Linked DNA regions of Homo sapiens: region 1 is linked to region 2. A link is a loop called in an ENCODE intact Hi-C map of the cell type or tissue named here. Cell type or tissue: endothelial cell of umbilical vein. All regions are shown on one strand.

Evidence for each region. Hi-C counts contacts between places; a loop is a spot of excess contacts. Peaks named below come from ENCODE experiments on the same cell type or tissue, not always from the same donor. Only the 100,000 strongest peaks of a DNase experiment are listed, where the experiment ranks them.
Region 1: it touches region 2 in a loop (20-fold over the local background); 2 of 110 quality-filtered maps call a loop at or near these places.

The regions. Positions count from the first base shown.
Region 1 is chr5:33,376,548-33,384,547 of GRCh38, forward strand. It overlaps the pseudogene LOC112267948. Among named protein-coding and RNA genes, the nearest start is that of TARS1-DT, 60 kb to the right of the region's middle. In endothelial cell of umbilical vein, a CTCF peak has its summit at 3,485; a DNase peak (open chromatin) is centred at 3,464; H3K27me3 peaks cover 394 bases.
Region 2 is chr5:32,609,177-32,617,176 of GRCh38, forward strand. No RefSeq gene overlaps it. Among named protein-coding and RNA genes, the nearest start is that of SUB1, 28 kb to the left of the region's middle. In endothelial cell of umbilical vein, a CTCF peak has its summit at 4,095 (motif pointing left); a DNase peak (open chromatin) is centred at 4,055.

The DNA.
Region 1 (8,000 bases), 770 kb after region 2:
AAACCAAGTCTCTGACTTACTTGCCCTGGTAGTCATTTGCATCACCTCCAAAATGTCTGGCTTTATCCTCCAGACACATGGCAGAGCTATACTTCCTGGCCCACCTGTAAATAGGTGGTGTCATACGACTAATCCTAGTCAAAGTATGATGAAAAGAAGGGATGGATGTCACTTCTAAGTAAAGCATTTGTTGCTGATATGACACTCTCCAGAGATGCCTTTCCCTCTGGTGTAGGGATATTTGTGATGGTTGCTGCTCTGCAGCCTGTATCCCTAAGTATAATAAGCAGAGCCTTCCTGCTGGCTCCCAGTGAATATGTATTACAAGCAAAAAATAAACCATTATATTTTAAGTTACTGAGTGTATTAGGGTTCTCTTAGAGGGACAGAACTAATAGCATAGATATATTTAGAAAAGGTGGTTTATTAAGTGTTAACTCACATGATTACAAGGTCCCACAATAGGCCTTCTACAAGATGAGGGGCAAGGAGACTCAGTCTGCGTCCCAAAACTAAAGAGCTTGGAGTCCGATATTCTAGGGCAGGAAGCATCCAGCATGGGAGAAAGATGTAGGCTGGGAGGCTAGGCCAGTCTCGTCTTTTTACATTTTTCTGCCCGCTTTATATTCTAGCCATGCTGGCAGATGATTAGATTGTGCCCACCCAGATTAATGGTGGGTCTGCCTTTCCCAGCCCACTGACTCAAATGTTAATCTCTTTTGACAACACCCTCACAGACACACCCAAGATCAATACTTTGCATCCTTCAATCCAATCAAGTTGACACTCAGTATTAACCACCACACTGAGATTTAGAGATTGTTTGTTATTACAGCATAATCTAACATATCCAAACTGATACATTAGCTATACCATTTTTAGTAAGTTATTTAGCCTCTCTGAGCATAAGTTCCTGATATTTAAAATAGGAATAAACACTTTTTCAGGGTTGTGGGGATTACCAATGGTTTATGTAAAGAAGTAGCACATATTTGGTCCTCAAGCAATGTTAACTATTACTGCTATCAAAACAAGGAGAAAAGCAGGTGGAAGCAAGATATCCTTAAAATATACACAGTTTGGAGACTTCACTCAGCCAGTCACCTAGATAGAGAGCTTTGGCAGCCAGGTAAGCCAGCTAGCAGAAGGCTCCTAAATGCCTCCAGTCAATCATTCATCCCTTCACTTTACCAACATATAGCGAGTATGTGAACAGTGTCAGTATACTTGCACTGTTCACATACTCACTATATGTTGGTAAAGTGAACTGAACATATAATGCAAAACAAAGTCCTGACTCTCCTGAACTTCACCTGTACCATCTAACACATTTGCATACCTATATTTTTCATTTTTCTTAATTGTACCTTCACAGAGAACTAAAGGGTCGGAATTTGATCCTTTGCATTTTAAGGTGTTTTTATTTCTTGGAAAAATGTTTGCCTATATTAACATGTAATTTCCACTGTACACCTAAAAATAAGAAAAATTATTACTATATAAATTCACAGGTGGGAAAACCAGGGTGGAGAAGCTTTTGTTTTTGTTGTTCTTATTAGCATCAAGTGGCACTGCTAGGTCTAGGATCTGTACTCTCAGATTCTTGATTAAGGATTTTTTTTCCGAATCCCAGGTTGACAATAAAGATACGAATCACCACTTTAGGAGGCTGTGGCAGGCGAATCACTTGAGGCCACGAGTTTGAGACCAGCCTGGCCAACATGGTGAAACCCCGTCTCCACTAAAAATACAAAAATTAGCCAGGCGTGCTGGTGCATGCCTGTAATCCCAGTTACTGGGGTGACTGAGGCACTAGAATAGCTTGAATTTGGGAGGCAGAGTTTGCAGTGAGCCAAGATCACGCCACTGCACTCCAGTCTGGGCAACAGAGTGAGACTCCGTCTCAAAAAAAGAAAGATCTCAATCACCATTTTGCCTAAGAGCTGTCTGGATAACTCCTATGTGAAAATGCTCTAGGTGAAAGATATAGGAATGTAGTCACTCTTTGATTATAATACAACATGAACAGTATACTAGACAGAAGTGCCCCTGTATCAAATTCTGCCTACTAGTGGATCAAATTTCAGGAAGTTCCTACTTCAGAACTCTATGTGTTGAAAGACACCTAAGTACACATCTAATGGAGACACTTTCACCAGACTGGCATAGAATATAATAAGAAAAGACCAAAACGAATAGTCCCTGGCTTCCTGGTGACTTTTATTGGAATAAATTTCCTAGAAGGCTGGGCCACATCTAAGTTCTCACCAATAGCTCGATATTTCACTCTAAACCCATACCTTGAAATCCAACAAATCAGGAACCAGTTCAAATGTCATCTCCTTCCGAAAACCTCCTTGATTGCCCTATTAAAAGTGATCACCAATCATCTTTTGTGTCTCAGTCTGGCACATGCTATATCCTGAAGTCATATTCAGATGGCAGAGAAGCAGATGGACCGTGCTGAGACTCCACATAAGGACATCATAAAAAAATAAAATAAGAAATATAGATTGAGGTAAATTGTGAAGGTCCCTAAATGCCAGATTTAAAAAATCAGATTTTCCTCTACAGGCAAGAGTACCTGCTGGGAAAACTGGAGTATTTACAAAATAGAAATATAGTGATGTGATCATTTGTGCTTCTGAAGGAAAGGAAGAAGCTGGAGTAGAAATCAGGGTTTAAATAATGTGAATGATTGAGAATCTAAACAGTTATTTTTGTCTTGGAGATGTTTTTAGATTTACATTTCACTAGCCAGATTTGCTTCTAATCCAATAAACAAGCTGGTAGTATACAATTGCAACTGAACACCTGAATGGTCAAGGCGGAAAATCGTCTCTGCAGCACCATCATCTGTGAAATCCTGGAGGAATTCTCCTAAATCGCTACTTTCATGGACGATAGCTCCTACTTTCCAACAACCCAGGAGACTCTGAAATACAAAGTACTCTTTCTAAAAAGTTCAGTAGTTGATTTAACCAAATACTGATTGCCTTTGGAAAGTAAATTTTTGCTTACACAGGTATCATTACAGTCACCAAGAGAGTCTGGGTGTCTTCAGTAAGCAAACCCATTATTCATTTACAACCAACACTGCATTCCTCTTCCTAAGTGGCATGGGAAATCCTGAGGTGCTCTCACTTCTATGTGTAAGACACACAGACTGCTTTGCATGAGTCGAACCATGAGTGGTCAGGATGGACTTATAGCATCCCCCAGGTGAAATCTTCATGGTTCCTCTCCATCCGCACTGACTCCAACTCACCAACTGTGCTTGGAACAGCTTCGCGTTCCAACTCCCTGGAAATCTGTTGTCCCAAGCCAACTTGCGGTCACGAATCCAATCATATCCTTGTGCAGCTGAACATCTTTGACGAATCTTCGCCATTTTGTTTCACCCTTGCTTGCCCCAAGAGCCACTTCCCTTCCAGCTGGGTCAGCCAAAGACCTCTCTGTCCCTCAGTCTTCTAGCGCCCCTCTATGGTACTTCTGTTGTACTGCAAATAACGTATGCTAATCCTCCTTTCATTGTTCCTCATTTCTTCCCAACTACTCTTTGCTACCCGCAGTAAGTAAAGCACCAACTTTACCTAAATTGCACTTTTCATTTTCTCTGTAACAATGATCTTCCCACTTTTGGTTTGCTTACTTACCAAAACATGGAAAGCTAAGTACCCATTCACATATTTTGTAAATGTTCTCTCAAATTTTTCATCATAAATTTAAATAATTGCAAAAGGTGATGTTTCCGGTGTATTGTAAATAACAACATTTAAAAACAAAACTGCTGCATGTTTTTATAAATTCGTCCAATGAAAGTTAAATACCCTAGCAACTTGGTTTGCAACTATTTAAAAACACATAAATGAACATTTAACATACATGCTACATCGTTGCTTTTTTTAGGCATCAAAAAGAATGCCCCTCACATAATTTACCATAATAAAATATATCTTTATGCTATTTTAATCACCCTGTAATACTCTCCGCAACTGACATATGTATGTTATTTGAAATATGAATTTACTTTTAATTGCTTGTATCCATAATCCTCTCATCCATATAATTTCTTCTAGATTGAAGTAGCCATTGAAATTATTGGTAGTATACAATTGTTCCAAACAACATATATATTACAAAGTTCAATAAATAACTAAATTGAACATAAAAAGTAAAATTTTATTGGACATATGTCTTTTAATAAAATGAGAATTTTTTCAATTAGTTCACTAAATAATAATAATTATTTTAATGAGACACAGCTCAGTATCAATTTTACTCATGTTTTTTATTTTTTATAAATGTAAGTACTGAAAAAACCTAGTCCTATAAATATGTATAGAAGGAATTTTATTATAGCAATATAATTTAATGATTTGAACTCTTTTTAAGTTACATAGCAAAAATTCCACAAGGAACCATCTTCAAGAGTCATTTTTAGTAATTTGCCAACTGGCTACTTTTATTGGAAACAAGGAATTGGAAGCCACTTGAGTTGCAAAAGGTCTATAATCTGACAAAATCGTCCACTTTCTGAAATCTGGAAAATACAACAAAAAGGCTTTATCCAAAGTTGTCAAGTGATTGATATGTCTTGTTCACTTTCAGGAAACTTGTTTAACCCAATATATACAGAAAGGTTTGAAAAACTCGAAATAATATTGACTTGAAATGTGGAAGGGATAGCAGGCACCATGTCCAGCCATGAAGGTGGCAAGAAGCCCCTGAAACAGCCCAGAAAGCAGACCAAGGAGATAGAAAAGGAAAATAAAGGTTTTTCAAGCAGAAGCCAAAAGTGGAGCAAAAGAAACTCAAGAAGCTAAAAGCAAAGGCTACGAGGAAGGGCCCCAGGCCACAGGTGGAATTAAGAAATCTGGGAAACCATGAACTGTTCCTTATGCCTGAGGCAATGGTGCCCCTTGATTCCATTCATATTTAAAGATCTGCCATAACATGTCTTGCCACCTGGCTAGAATGAAATGTTGTCTTGGAGCCTGCTGTACATTTAAGAATAAACTATTGTAAAAAAATTACACTGTCATACATTTTTCAATAAAATTATTTTATCTTCATTTGTGTTTTAAATGCACTTGCAGGTTTTACTCATTCAACAAGTGGAGAATCCTTGTCAAATTAAGTCAGACAGCCAAGTCAAGTATTGTTGAAGAAAAAGTCTGAAATTAAATAAGTATTGAATTAAATTTAAGATTATTACATGTGAATTCTAAATACAAAATAGGAAAGAGAAGAAAGGAAGGACATATAGGGATTTTTTTCTTTTAAGAGAGAGAGTCTCTGTTGCCCAGGGTGGAGTGCAGTGGGTGCTATCCACTAGTGGTTCTAGTAATCTTCTTGTTTCAGCCTCCCAAGTAGCTGAGACTACAGGTGTGCACCACCACACCCAGCTGACTTTTCTTTTGTACAGATGTGGTCTGACCTTGAAATTTTAGCCTCAAGCAATCCTCCCACCTTGGTATCCCAAAATCCTAGGATTACAAGCATGAGCCACCACACCTGGCCTCAGAAATAGAACTTTGTTATGAGTGTGTTACCTGGATGCAATAAAGTGCTATAGTCGTGTGTATGTGTGTGTGTGTGTGTGTGTGTCCAGGTCTTATTCTGTTGCCCAGGCTGAGGGCAGTGACACAATCACATGTAACTGCAGCCTTGACCTCCTAGGCTCAAGCGATCCTCTTACCTCAGCCTCTCAAGTAGCTAGGACTACAGGCATGCACCACTACACCTGGCTAATTTTTGATTTATAGAGACAAGGTCATGCTATGTTGCCTAGGCCAGTCTAAAACTCCTGGACACAAGCAGTCCTCCCACTTTGGCTTTCCAAAGTGCTGGGATTACAGGTGTTAGCCATTGCACCTAGTCCAGTGCTATAATCATTAATATTCATTCAGCAAGTATGTGTTGAATGAATGTACCAGAGCCTAGTTCCTAGGGATATAGCAGTAATCAAAAATAGATGAAAGTCTTTGATATAATAGCATTACCATGAAAAGAGATGGAGATTACAGGTGAAGTAGGTATTAGGGAAAAGATAGTTCTCTTTTAAATATTTTGTTTGAGATGATTATTAGACATTCAAGTGGAGCAATCAAATATGCAATTTGAGTCTGGAGTTCAAAGAAAAATTCAAGGTAGCATCATAGATTTGGGAATTTTCTTCATACAGATGAAACTGGATGACATTATGGAATGAGTGTAGATAGAAAGGACTAGAGACCCAATGTTAAGATAAATAGGAGAAGAGGATAAAAAGGAGACTAAAAAACTGTAGCCAATTAGGTAAAGAAAAACATGAAAAAAGTGTTATCCTGGAAGCCAAGGGATGAAATGACTTCCAGGAAAGTAGTGGTGATCAACAATGTCATATGGCATTTAAGTTCAAGTAAGACAATGACTTTAGGCTTTGGACTTGGCAAAATGAAGGTCATTGGTGACCTTGACAAGAAAGGTTTTAGAAGATGATGCAGTAGATGGAGTTTAGGACACAACACCCCAAAATATGGTACCTTGACACTTGAAGAAACAGCAGAAACAAGAAGGTCATTGTCTTCTTGACAGTTGAAGAAACAGCAGAAAAAAGGTCATTGTCTTCTTACATTTTGTGCTGCTACAGCAGAATACTACAGACTGGATAATTTATAAAAAGTAGAAGTTTACTTGGCTCATGGTTCTGGAGGCTGGGAAGTCCAAGATTGAGAAGCTGCGTCTTGTAAGGGCCTTCTCACTCCATCATAACATGGTGGAAGACATCACATGGTGAGAGAGAGCAAGAAATGTCCTAACTAGATTCTATACAAACCTACTCTTGGAATAATGAGCCAATTTCTGTGAAAATGACATAAATTCATTCATGAGGGCAGAGCCTCAAGACTTAGTTATCTCTTAAAGGTTTCACTTCTCAACACTGTTGCACGTGGGATTAAATTTCCAATACATGTTTTTTGGAGGACACATTCAAACCATAGCAGTCAGGCTCACTTTTCCCTCCCTCTTCTCCCTTGAAGTAGGTAAAAAAAGAATTCTCTGACTTTCTAATGTAAGTTTAGGTCATAAAAACTTTATCCTGAGGTGTCCACCCTGTACCTTGAGGAAAGAAATAACTTTATCCTTGAAGATACAGAGATGCCAAGAAGAATCTGAATAAACAGGTCTTGCTAAGTTCCCATCAGTTTTTTACCATTAGATCATGTCTTTTTGTCCTCCAATCATATTTCTGCATGACTTTTCACAAAAAAACACAGGTTTCCTGCTTTCTTTTAGTCTTCATTTCAAAGGCTCTCAGCTAATGTAAAATGTATATTAAACAAATTTGTATGGTTTTCTTTTGACAATCTTTCCTTTGTTATAGGGGCCTCAGCCATGAATCTTGGGATGGGTGAGAGGTAATATTACTTTTCTCCCCCATGCAGGAAAAGATTCAGTTGAGTGAGTTTAAGACAGAATGCAAGGAAAAGAACTGGAGACAGTGAGTTGAGACACTCTCCTGAGGAGTTTTGCTGTAAAGGGGAGCAGAGAAATGGGACAATACACACCCAGTAGGAGAAGTGATATTGAGAGGTTTGTTTTGTTTTTATGATAACAGAAATAGCAGTTTGTTTATATATTAATTAGGAATGGCCTAATAGATGGCAGAAAATTAATAATCTGGGAAAGAGGGGAGAATGCTTGGAATATTATCTATGCATAAGCTAGGGAATGGAGTCTATCATGCAAGTGGAAGCATTGGTCTTTTGCCTGTACCTGAAGAGTTTAACAGAAAGAAGGTAGAGTATGCAGATATAAATTGTCAGTAGATACATTGACAATAATGATGGTGAGAGCCTGTGAAAATTCTCTTGTGATTGCCTCAGTATTTTCATTGAGACTAGGAATCCAAAGGGAGATGTTGGTGACTTGAGGACTAGGAAAATTTATAAAACAGTCATCTACAAGAATGGCTGTATTAATCCATTCTCATATCGCTACAAAGAAATATCTGA
Region 2 (8,000 bases):
GAATTTCATCATTGACAACACATGCTGTCAGTTGTTTTTTTTTGAAGTGATAGGCTCAGTTTGTTTGTTTCTGAGAAATTGTCTGCCAAATCCACAGGTCTGAACAACGACAATTTGTCAATCTTGGAAGTTAAAATGGTGCTCCGTGCAAAGTGCCGCTAGTTCAGTTCACACTCCAAACAGTTCTGCCGGTGCTTTTCCTTGAGACTGCCTTGGAACCTCAATGTGCATTTCCCAAGAGTAAAGACATTCTTCTACCTAGCCTCAATATTATCACAACTTAAAACATCAATAATTTTATCAACTATTCAGTCCGTAGTAAGTTTCCCCAGTTCCCAAAAATGTTCATTTCTTCTCCCAATGCAGTGTCTTGATGAAAATTCATGCTGTTCATTTGGTTATCAGTCTCTTTTAATCTAGAATTATTCCCTACTATTTTGTTTTCCACGACATTGACCTTTTGTAAGAGTCCAGGCCACTTGTAGTATGTCCCATATTCTAGATTTGTCTGTTTCCTCATGGCTCAGTTCAGGTTAAATGTCTTTTGCAAGAATGCTACATAGGAGATGCTGTACCTACCGCACCACACCAGAAGGTACATCAGGCCAGGTTGTTTCACAACTGGTCATGTGAATTTTGATCACTAAGTTATTTAAAATGGTGATTGCCCGTTCTTTTTTTTTTTTTTTTTTTTTTTTTTGAGACAGAGTCTTGCTCTGTCTCCCAGGCTGGAGTGCGGTGGTGCGATCTCGGCTCACTGCAAGCTCCGCCTCCTGGGTTCACGCCATTCTCCTGCCTCAGCCTCCTGAGTAGCTGGGACTACAGGCGCCCACCACCACACCCGGCTACTTTTTTTGTATTTTTAGTAGAGACGGGGTTTCACCATGTTAGCCAGGATGGTCTTGATCTCCTGACCTCGTGATCCGCCCACCTCGGCCTCCCAAAGTGCTGGGATTACAGGTGTGAGCCACCGTGCCCGGCCTTGCCCGTTCTATTTTATTTTATTTATTATCATTATTTTGTGAGACAGAGTTTCACTCTGTCACCCAGGCTGAAGTGCAGTATTGTGATCTCGGCTAACTGTACCGTCTGCCTCCTGGGTTCAAGTGATTCATGTGCCTCAGCCTCCCGAGTAGCTGGGATGACAGGCGTGCACTACCATGCTTGGCTAAATTTTGGCATTTTTAGTAGAGATGGGGTTTTGCCATGTTGACCAGGCTGGTCTTGAACTCCTGGCCTCAAGTGATCCACCTGCCTCGGCCTGCCGAAGTGCTGGGATTACAGGCGTGAGCTACTGTGCCCCCGGCCACAAATAAAAATTTTTTACTCTCAAGGAGCATTCAGTCTATTTCATTCTTTGAAAAGCATGTAAGTTTTGGGAGCCTAGCATGGAAGGGAGTGATGGTTCCAGTGCGTTGGTAGTGGAGACTGCCTTTTGGTCATCTTGGGCTTCTCATGCCATTGAATTAGTAGGGAAATAAGGAGGTGATTGTGGTGTTTGAGTTCATTGATCTTGATTGTCTGAGGGAAATTGGACTGTTTGTTCCTACACAGTGGTGGCAAGGAGAGTGATGTTTGGAAACCAGGGGGTTTACTGGTGACTGTGCTCCCTTAACCAGTTGTCTTGAAGGAAAAACTTCAACCCGTAAATAGAAGACCTCCAAAGACTCACTGTAAGAATGAAGGTTTTGTACTTTTCATCTGGTAAAGAACCCTGGCCCAGCAAAGGTGCTGGAGGAGGCTAACTGGAACTCGGAATGGGCAGAGGGCAAAGGCAGCTAAGATGACCAATACAGACCTCACAGAAGTCAGGATTGTCACAACAGTGTTTTATGTCATTTAAGTGTTTCTCCTCTCTTTTCTCTGAAATAAGTTAAATGAATAACACCAATGCTGGCTAAAGTTTTAGGCTGTGGAGTATGAGAACAACTTGTATTGAAGTAGTAGTTGGTGGAACATTGATCCTGCCCCGTATTGGGAACTCAATCTTTCCACCAGGTGAAGGACAAGAGATGATGCTGAAGGCAAAAGGCTCGGATGGTGCCATATATGTATATATTTTATCTGTTCCCCTAGATATTCCATCTATTCCCCTAGATCCAGTCTTACCCTGCGCTCTGTCCTGGGAGGCTGGGATGTTTGGTTGGGTTTGGTTCATGGTGAAAGGAGAGTTTGGTGGGGTAGGGTCACCTTAGGTTGGCTGTGTTTCTTAAAAACTCCTCTCAAGGTGACTTCCTCTATGTGAGTTTCTTATGGGTTCCAGCAGCTACTCGGTCCCTACAACTTTCAACTGTGGGATGTTTAGTTCCTCTGTTACTACTGGTTACCCTTTTGTTTTCCTAAGCCTTCACTCACACCTTTGTAAATAATATATTTTAATAAATTTTACTCCTTGAATTGGCATAATTCGAGTGTGTCTTTTCAGGTTGGGAGCTTGACTAATAATGGACAAATAAGATTAGCAGAGACAACTATTACGGATTAGGATTAAAAACCTCTGTTACCTAGTTCTGTAGATTAAAGTCAAAGATGAATGTCTTCAAACTTTGTGCAAAAGAACTTCACTTGGTTATTTTTAATGTGTTTGGTCTTTCTTGCCCTATGAGGCCTCTAAAAACAGTCATGGCAGTGACCAGAAACAACTGTTAAAATCATCAACTAGCAAAAAAATCCAAGAAAGAAGGGATCTTCACAGTTTGACCCCCCGATTTAATAGGCAAACTTGTATCTATTCCAAGGCTACATGATCTCTTTGTGTTGTCTCACTACCAAAGATGATCAAGATTATCAGTAGGAACATGAGGTTATTGGCAATAACTAGGGCTACTGCCTATCTCCACGCAGGGATGATTTCCAGTGGCTGCTGTTCCACTGCATTCTCCTTGACAGAGTGGGTATTCATTCCTAGCACGTTCAACCCCAAGCAAAACAAGGTCAGAGTTGGATGGGGAGATTTACAAGTTTTTGAGGACTTGGGCTGACAAACTTGAAGAATGGCCAGAGCAAACTCTCGAGGCAGGTACACAAGTTGGAAATCAGACTTCTAGTCACAAGTGGCAGGCCTGGAAACCTTGACAAGTCATCTCAAGGGATGATGTCGACCTTGGCCGTAGACAGGTCTGCATTCTTGATGTCAACCTTGGCCATAGGTCTGCATTCTTGTGGTCTGCCCTTGGCCATAGACGGGTCTGCATTCTTCTTGCTGTCTGCCCCAGTGGTGCAAAAGTCTTAGAGGGGGAAGAACGTATTGAAAGCTAAAGGCTTTGACAATTTATGTGTTGGTGATAAGCTGGTCTTTGTTAGCACTGTCCTAGTGAGGCTGAAGGAATAAGTTTCTCTGCTGAACTTTCACATAGGTTGTAGCTGTGGCAGGGCTCATCAGGGTTGGATTCTCAGATCTCTTAATGGAAAGCTTTGATATATTTCATGTGTGTTTTTAAATAGCATTCAATGTATGTTTAAATATAGGAGTGTCCTGTGAGTGGCTCCCGGGGAGCAGCCGGAAGTGTTGTACTCGGCTGTCTATTGTGTGTGGGAGAGTCTTTCTGTTGACTGTGGATCTCATATTTATGAGGACTGCATGCAAGGATTGCCTCTCGAGGTCTCGTTTATAGATTGATATCAGCCAGGTATTTTTCAGAATTCTGTTCTGCCATTCCACTGCCCTCCTGATTCTGGGAGATGTGGGCATTGAAAAGACTTTGTAGATTTCCTTTATAATTTGGCCCGGATGTGGTTGGCTCCTGTCACTATTATTGAACAAAGGCTCTCAAATAGTCTTCTTGATATAACAATAGTTGTAACAGCTTTGGTGTTTAGAGATTACTTCTATTCAGCTGGGAAGCCTCCCAACAATAGGCAAAACATGAAAATGTCTTCATTTGTGTAAGTCAACTTCAATTATTTATAGATGTCCCCTACAAAGGAGAGTGAGTTGCCTTCTCTGTGGACTTGATAGATAGGAAAGGTCTGACAATTCTGCCCGTCTACACTGGAAAAGCGCCTTATCACTTATACACTGCCAAGCGCCTTATGACCAGCGTGCCATTGCAAAGATCACGCAACCAGCCAGGAAGAAGATCCTTGGGCGCCACCTAGTGTCCATCTCGGGAATATCAAAGGCGACTGCATTGCTTCTCAAATTGTGGTTATTTCCAATGGGTTGTGGATCACTACTTTTGTTAAATACAAATAAATGATTAGAAAAGCGTATAAAAATACAAAATACAAGTCTGAATGTTTTATTATTAGATTTAGCAATAATATTTTAATAAATCAAAAAACGTGAAGAAAAAGTAAAAACTGCACAATGTTCATTATCAGTATAAACAAAACTAAACAAAGAGTGAAATGGTGGAAATAGCCATTGAAATACCCACATTAAATACCTAGACTAGTTTTGAACAACATGATATATATCAATATTTAGTTTTTAATGTGATAAATGAACTTGTTTCTTGTTAAAACTTAACTAGATTGAGTTGATGACAGTCACAGGGGATAGTGTCTATCTAAACTGTTTCTATGTTTTGTTTTAATAATATGTATAGTAAATAAACCAGCTCACAGGGAAATATTATCAAGGGTGGGGGAAGATACTTTATTTTATTTTTTGAAACAAGGTCTCACTCTGTCACCCAGGCTGGAGTACAGTGGCTTGGTCATAGCTCACTATAGTCTTGAACTCCTAGGCTCAAGTGATTCCCCCACCTCAGCCTCCCAAGTAGCTGGAACTACAGATGCATGCCATCATTGCTTTTTTTTTTTTTGACTTTTTGTAGAGATGGGGGTCTTGCTATGTTACCTGGACAGGTTTTGAGCTCCTGGGCTCAAGCAATTCCCCAGCCTTGGCCTCCCAAAGCGTTAGGATTACAGGTGTGAGCCACCATGCTCAACCAGGATATTAATTTTTAACTTTTATATAAAATAAAGTGAGGCTATATTTTCTAGTATTTTTCTTCAATCCTTCATAAATAGCCAACTCTAACAATTGGCTGAGCATGGCCAATTGGAATGCCATCAGTGAAGTATTTCCAAAAGCACTATTCTAAACACAATCCAAACTTGATTTCTTCAACAGTGGGATTGTGAGTTTACCAGGAACATGAAGAAAGGTTATCTGGCAGTGTTAGTGCACATTTGGTAGCGTTTGTTAGTGTTAGTGTTAGTGCAGGCTAATACTCACTATGTGCATGGAGGCTTCATAGGTCCAGTCGGCGGGCGTGGACTTCAAATAATCTCCACCTCCCGGGTTCAAGCGATTCTCCTGCCTCATCCTCCAGAGTAGCTGGGATTACAGGTGTGTGCCACCTTGCCTGGCTAATTTTTGTATTTTTAGTAGAGATGGGGTTTCGCCATGTCGGCCAGGCTGGTCTCAAACTCCTGGGCTCAAGGGATCCACCTGCCTCAGCCTCCCAAAGTGCTGGGATTACAGGCGTGAGTCACCGCGCCTGGCCAAGTTCTTTTTGTTTTGAAATAACTTCAGACTTTAAAGAAAAGTGTAGAAACAGTACAAAGGATTTCTGTAAGTACTTCACTCAAATTCCTACTTCACTCAAATTGTTAATATCTTATGTAACCACAGTACAATTATCAAATGCAGGAAACTAACATTGATACAATTATCTAATGGTACCAATTTTACAACTGTCCCACCAGTATCCTCATTTTTGGTCTCAGATCCAATCCAGAATCTCCCATTGTGTGTTTTTTTTTTTTTTTTTTTTTTTTTTTTTGAGATGGAGTCTCACTCTGTCGCCCAGGCTGGAGTGAAATGGCAGGATCTCGGCTCACTGCAACCTCCACCTCCAGTTTTCAAGAAATTCTCCTGCCTCAGCCTCCTGAGTAGCTGGGATTACAGGCACTCGCCAATGTGCTCAGCTAATTTTTTGTATTTTTAGTAGAGACGCGGTTTCACCATGTTGGCCAGGCTGGTCTTGAACTCCTGACCTTGTGATCTGCCTGCCTCAGCTTCCCAAAGTGCTGGGATTACAGGCGTGAGCCACTGCGCCCAGCCCTCCATTGTGTGTGTGTGTGTGTGTGTGTGTGTTTTGTCATGTCTCTGTTTCCTCTAAATTGAAGTACTTACTCTTTCTCGACCTTGATATTTTGGAATCATACATGTCATTTATTTTGTAGGATGTCTCTGAGTTTAGGTTGTCTGATGTATGCTGATTAAATTCAGGTTATGCATTTTTGATAGAGATACCATAGAAACGATGTAGGCTTCTCAGTACATCTTATCAGGAGGTACATGATGTTTATTTGTCCTATTACTGGTGACAACTTTGATAGTTTTGCCAAGGTGGTGTCTGCAAGATTTCTCTGGTGTAGTTTTTCAAGGGGAAAGGAGGAACACTGCGATGAGGAACAAACTTTGGTAGAAGGAGAATTTCTGCCCTGCCTCTGGTATTCAAGGTACATGCAAGTGAAGAAAAAACACCAGCCTCAATGAAGGCTGCAGGATCCACGTCCTCAGGGGAGTAAGTTTCAGTTAAAGCAGGAAAGTAAAGGGAACATTCAGAGAAGAAGTTGAGAATACTAGATAATTTGCCTGTGCAGAATCTGATGAAAGAGGGTACGGTGGAAAAAGTGGGAGATTGGGTTAGTTAGCAGGGATCCAGGGTAGTGTGAGGGGTGAGAGACCAAATGACAGATGCCCCAGGAGCTTGGAACACTGGTGGGATTGAGGTGAAAGGGATTATAGGGCTTGATTTCATTAGGCTGATGTCTCTTAATGTTGTTCCTTAAAGAGTGAGAGCAGCGGCATCTATCTTACCTGGAAGCTCATTAGAAATGTAGAATTCAGGCCCTACCTCAGATTTCCTGAAGCAGAATCTATGATTTTAACAAGAACCCCAGGTAATTTGTGGGCATCTTAAAGTTTGAAAAGCACTGTCTTCAGAAAACTGTGAGCAAACAGTTTAAGAAGCAACTGTGCAGCTGGCAGGTTGCTGATGTCAATAGCCTATGCGCCGGTGCTGGGGGTATAGCACCAGTGAGTCAAGCAGTCTGTGGCGCTTGCTTGCTTTCTTTTTTTCTGTTCTTGAGACAGGGTCTCACTCTGGTGCCCAGGTTGGAGTGCAGTGACGCGTTCTTGGCTCACTGCAACCTCTGCTTCCTGGGTTCAAACGATTCTCCTGCGTCAGTCTCCCTAGTAGCTGGGACTATAGGCATGCGCCACCATGCCTGGCTAATTTTGGCATTTTTAGTAGAGATGGGGTTTCACCATGTTGACCAGGCTAGTCTCAAACTCCTGACCTCGGGTGATCTGCCCACCTCGGCCTCCCAAAGCGCTGGGATTACAGGCATGAGCCACCGCGCCCAGCCTGCGACAGCTTTCTGATTCTGTGTTCTTGGCTACAGGAGCAGTAGCTTTCTGATTCTGCATTGCCTGTTGATGAGAGGTAGCAGCCTCCTTGGTGGTTCAGTTGAACAGTGTGGTTTGGCAGTCATTCTTGGAAGCTCAGTCTTTCTTTTAGCCCTTGTAATGATTCTGTGAACTCTATGTACCCACTAACAAATCTCTTTCTATTTTAACCAACTGGATTGGATTCTCTTGTCTGTAACTAAGAACTTGGACAAGAGCGGGTAAGTCACAGCAATATCTCATGGTCAGATGAAGGTGGAAGCAACCTTGGTGTGTGCCCTGGTTCACTGTGGGGTCACTAACGGGACCTCAGACAAAGGAATTTTGAGAGATAGGATGTAGCAAATTCATGGGTGGAGACCACTGGACTCCACTGAGGAACTGCTGTCACTACCCCCAAAAATGTCTTTCTGAGGAATGATCGCTGCACAATGAGGCCTTTTTTACAGTGAGTGACTTGTAGATAGCATGATACCATATTGTATGATTTTCAACATGTAAAGAGTTTGTTACAGAATGCACCAAGAATTAAAAAAAATATGGAATGTCAATAAGAAGGCAATTGAAAACTTGGGTAAAATTATCAGGAGTTGGGAGAGATGTAATGTGCTGTCCACTAGACACAGACATG